Linked DNA regions of Homo sapiens: region 1 is linked to region 2. Evidence: read pairs that join two places in POLR2A ChIA-PET (ENCODE). Cell type or tissue: PC-9. All regions are shown on one strand.

Region 1 (2,500 bases), 99 kb after region 2:
AAGTGAAATTTTCTTTACTGTAGGTAGGGGAAGCAAAAGATTTGCTTGCTAAATCTTGGCAGCTTTTTCAGATCAGCTGTCTACAACAGGTTGGTGTTTATGTTGGGTGTAAGTGAATTTCAGACATAGAATCAATATTAAGAGGACAAATGGGTGACAGCCTGTGTCACTGCCATGATATAGTATCTTTGGCGTCACACCGAGAGCAAACGTGAGTGTGTGTCAGGTCACATTGAGGGCTGATGGAAACAGATTGCCGGCCCCTCCCATACCTCCCGAGTTTCTAGTTCTGTGGGTTTGGAGCAGGACGCACGAATGTGCCTCTCTAAGAAGTGTCCTGAGGATGCGGATGCCCTGGTCCAGGGACCGCACTTCTGGAAGCATAGCTGTAAAGGAAAGGCAGCTCCAGTTGACTTGGTATCATCTCTGGGCCGTTGTTTCTTCTTCCTTGCTGTGCTTGTAGCCAGCTGAGAAGGTTTCCTATCAGCCTGCCCTGCAGGTTTCAGGTGAAGACACCTAAGGCCAGCTGCTCAGGGAGTTGCTTGTGGTCACGCAGGCTAAGTGTGGTGGACGAGGGACTTAAACCAGATCTGAATGGTTTCAAGCTGGTGTTCATGTGATCTTCATGATGCTGTTTGAAAAGCAGCTGAATGCTGGGTGAGGGGCCTGTCGTGCCAGACCCCTTTAAATTTCATTAGGGATGGCACCGGGTTCAAGAGACTGGAGAGGAGACCTAGAGCCAGCAAACAAAAGACAGAGGGTTTATTAGGGGAATTTATTTACAGAGTGGTCCCATGGCGGCCTGGGCAGGAGAAGCGCTGCTGCTTGCTTTCAGAAAGCGTGCAGTTTATATAGCATTTTCGCTTAACACCCTCCCCCAAACAACCACCACCCAGCAACCTTAACACCAATCAAAGAGCCTCAATACCCTGTATGGCCTGCTTTCCATGGGACAGGCTGGGGGTTTAGATGTTCCTCATAGATAAGGAATGAATCTCTGGGTTGGCCACTCCCGGATTCCTTAGCTCAGAACCCCGAACATACATTCAGGTGCACCTGCCATGTGGGGCCATTCTCAGTTATTGCTGTCAGGGGCATCTGTCAGTGGGCTGCGTTTCTGCGACACGGTGGCATGTCGGATGGACATTGCCAAGAGAATCTGGTTAGGAGGTAGAGGCAGCTGATGTCCATTTCCTTCTAGACTCATTCTGTGGTTTTGCGGATTTTCCTTCTTGTCTTTCGGAGATTGTTGCTTTTTAATGTAGTCTTATGTATATTTAGATTGGGTTCTTCAGTATTCACTTATTATATGATAATTTGGCAGATGACACATTTTGTTACCAATATTTCCAAGCTGAAAGCGCGTTTCTGTAAAAGACAGGAGCTAGATGTTACTAGTAGCTTAAAAGAGCTGTTGGAGGAGCCTGAAGGAAGTGACTCATAAGGGAGAGAAGCAGTGGGGGCAGCTGCAGGAACCTTCAAAACAAAACCTGCAGCCCTGTTGCTACCACCTCTTGTTTTTTGCCTAAACCAGGCGTTTTATTTTGTTAAGACGAAAATCCCTTATTTTGCATCCGTTTTTCCCCCTGTATACCCTGCAGGTGTTTATAGTTTGTGAGTCTCACTCTGGCTTGTTTTAACCACTGATTTCGTTTCGTCTTATGTTTCTCTACACTCTAGCAAACCTGTGTCCCCCTCCCCGCCCCCATCCCAATCCTCCAGCCTTCACGTCCTTAGCTTAAGTGATTGAGTCTGGCAAAGCGGATGAGGCTTAGCTATTTTTAAAATCCAGGGTTTGAGGTTCTGATCTGGTGCTTAGCTACATAATTCCTTCCCTTTGTTAAGTACCTTTCTCCGAGAAACAAAATGCACTCTACAGATGTTAATCTCTAATCTTTGCAGCATCTGTTATTTTTATTCAGGGGTACAAGTGCTTTGTGTGTGCTGCGGTGAGCCCTGGCCTTCTGGAAGCTCTGTGCTTCTGAGGGGCTGAGGGGGATTTGGGGGTCCCTTTTCATAGTGTGGGCTGTCTTTCCCAAGATGCAGTGATGACCCATCAGAGGCAGGGTTGGTATTGTCCGTGGGGTCCAGTCCCTCTATCTTCCAGGGCTTTTCTGGTCACAAGAGACCATGGCCAGAAGTGGGTATCGTGCTTGTGTCTGGGGCCTGGGGAGGGAAGGAAAACAAATACCACCCCCTGCAGAAGAGATCGTTAATGGATTCTTTGAGTAACCAGCCAGATAGCTTGTTTGTGTGCGAGGTTGGGACATTTTCCGTAAAGAGCAGACTAAATATAGGCTCGAGGGTGGGGACCAGGGCCCGAGAGGGGGCTGCCACTGCTTGCTCCAGTATTGTTTCTTCCATTGGTAACCAGAACTTGCCACCAGTCCCAAACAGGTGGCCACCCTGAGCTCTCTGGGAACAGATTGGTGTTTTTGTTTAACCAGGGGCTCATTTGCAAATTTCACACTTCTCCCGCTGTTTGATGGGGATTGTCTTT
Region 2 (2,500 bases):
TAAACCTCTTTTCTTTACAAATTATCCAGTCTCAGGTAGTTATTTACAGCAATGCAAGAATGGACTAATACACTAGGACTATAGGTGTGTGCCACCACACCTGGCTAATTTTTTTATGTTTAATTTTTTTTGTAGAGACAGAGTCTCACTGTATTTCCTAGACTGTTCTCAAATTCCTGGGCTCAAGCCATCCTCCTGCCTCAGTCTCTCAGAGTGTTGGGATTACAGGTATGAGTCACCACACCTAGATTTGATATTTCAATATAGTCCGTCAACATTTATGCATAGAGTTTAAACATGTGATCCTCCCATCATTTGAATCTTGGCTTTTTCCAGTGTTGCCTTTAGGGAGAATCCCTCCCCTCTCCAATACAATTCCCTGTCCTCAGACTCTTGATTGGTGTCCTTGTCAGGCAAGCCAAGCCTTTGCAGAAAATGGGGATTTGAAGTAAAGAGTAGACTTTGACCCAGATCCTTGTCACTAACCCAATTCCCGAAGCCATTAGAAGGAATGGGAAAAAAATCACCCACATTTAAAACAGCCTACAACTTTCTCCTTCTCCAGCAGTGACTGAAATTACTTAAATGTCTAATTTTAATTTGATACATTTATCAGTACTTCTTAACTCTCATGAACTTATTCCAATCCTATTATGCAGAGATGTAGATTCAAATACATCTCTATAATTTGCAACAGTTAATCCTTTCCTGAATCCAATGCTCCAAGGCTAAACCTGGCTTTGAGATGCCAGAACCGATTAATGACAAAAAGGTAACACTTGCTGAGTGTGAATATTTCAGTTCATTTCTGCAACAGCTTTCGTTGGCCATTTTTATCAGAAGTCATCCCCCAATGATTCTCCATTTCTCTCAGACGAGGACTAGCACAGTGAAAAAAACATAATCTTTGGCACCAGACAGACTTGGGTTTCAGTCCCAGGCTTGTAATTAATAACTATAGGATCTGGGCAAACACATTACTTCTGAGCTTCTTTATCTGCCTATGGCATCATGATTGTTTAACTTTCAGGACAGTAGTGAGATTTAGAAATACGTGATGTGTCTGTGTCATGCCAAACTCCATGCCTCAGGTCTTCCACGGGGTATCTGGTCTATTTCCCACCTCCATTGGCCCTAACCCCTCTCACTGGCTTTCCAAAAGCAAAAGTAGCCTCCTTGTATGGTAACCCTGAACTTTGCCTGGATCCCTTTCAATCAAAAGGAAAGAATGTTCTCCTGCCCATTAAAGGAATGTGACATTTTCTTGCAGCCATTGATCACTGCTCAGGATTCTATTAGGAACTTGATGTTCCTTAGCAACCCCCTAGCAACAGAAGCTTACCTGCAATTGCATAAGGCTTTCCAGAAATTGTTTTCTAAAGGCACACTTATTCCTTACCAACATTTTTACCCTCAAGGAAATAATTTCTCTTTATTGCTTTTCCTGATCACAGAAGTAATACAAACTCGCTTTAGAAAATTCAAGCAATACACAAGTAAAGAAAAATAAAACTTCCTGGTCGATACTACTCTGTTCTCACCCTCGCACCCTGCCCCAAAGAAAACCTCCCAATAGATACTGTTAAACGAGGTTGGGGAGGTGGTGCTTTTGGTTGGTTTTTGGGGTTTTTTAATGGAGTTTAAGTTACTTTCATGGGCAATATGTGACAAAACTTTTTTTAGGTGTCAAAAATAGAAGACAGTTTCCCTTTTCTTTTAAGGAAGTGACTACCACAATTCCTGAATTCTGGGTTGTTTTGTTATTGTTGTTTTTTTCCTTTCTTTCCTAGACAATAAATATTTCCTTTATACTGAATTTAAGGAGACTGACAAAAGGACAGACTGTGGAAAGACTGTGAATAAGTTTGCCCAACCCAGTGAGCAGTGTTGGAGTGTGTGGTATAAAGACCAAAATGAATTAACATAAAGGCCAAGATGACATGGTCACTCAGTAGCTATCATGGCAATAAGCTGAGCTGGAATCCTCTGTACCTGAAAATAATAAAGCTGCTTTTTAAACCTTAATGAGAGTCTAAATGGATGCAACTAAGGCTAAAAGGAAAAATAGGCTTCAGGTGACTACAATGTGACCAACTCTCCAGGAAGCAAAAGATCTGAAGCCCCGTCCCTATAGTAACACCTGTCTCAGACCTGGAACATTACCACACCTGAGGTTCATTTCCTTTAGATCTTAAAAGCAATCGAAGTTTGAAACTCTCCTTGGTGCAAACACCTTTGGAAAAGGATGCCCTGCAATTGTAAAGTCTGGCCTTAGGAAGTGTTGCCCGGGCTCAATACTACGGAAAGTCCTCAGGGGACACAGCAGAGGGCCAGAGACCATAAAGCAAAATCTTTAGAGAAAGTCTTGTAGTGCAAATTGTAATATAGAAAACATAATATAGAAGAACAGCCCTACTCTTATTGAAGAGTTTGTAAATCCCTGGTATGGAAGAGAATAAATAGGATTTTAATTTCACATCTGGGCCCTGGTATTCATATC

Evidence for each region. Peaks named below come from ENCODE experiments on the same cell type or tissue, not always from the same donor. Only the 100,000 strongest peaks of a DNase experiment are listed, where the experiment ranks them.
Region 1: POLR2A ChIA-PET joins it to region 2 with 7 read pairs; 1 of 35 experiments calls an interaction of 5 or more read pairs at or near these places.

Annotation. Positions count from the first base shown.
Region 1 is chr2:235,500,080-235,502,579 of GRCh38, forward strand. All of the region lies in intron 1 of AGAP1 (ArfGAP with GTPase domain, ankyrin repeat and PH domain 1), which reads left to right. Among named protein-coding and RNA genes, the nearest start is that of AGAP1-IT1, 4.4 kb to the right of the region's middle. RefSeq lists an enhancer at 387-992. In PC-9, no CTCF peak of the experiment used is centred here; DNase peaks (open chromatin) are centred at 992 and 1,452; H3K4me3 peaks cover 1,158 bases; H3K27ac peaks cover 1,510 bases.
Region 2 is chr2:235,401,346-235,403,845 of GRCh38, forward strand. No RefSeq gene overlaps it. Among named protein-coding and RNA genes, the nearest start is that of AGAP1, 91 kb to the right of the region's middle. In PC-9, no CTCF peak of the experiment used is centred here; a DNase peak (open chromatin) is centred at 1,296; H3K27ac peaks cover 647 bases.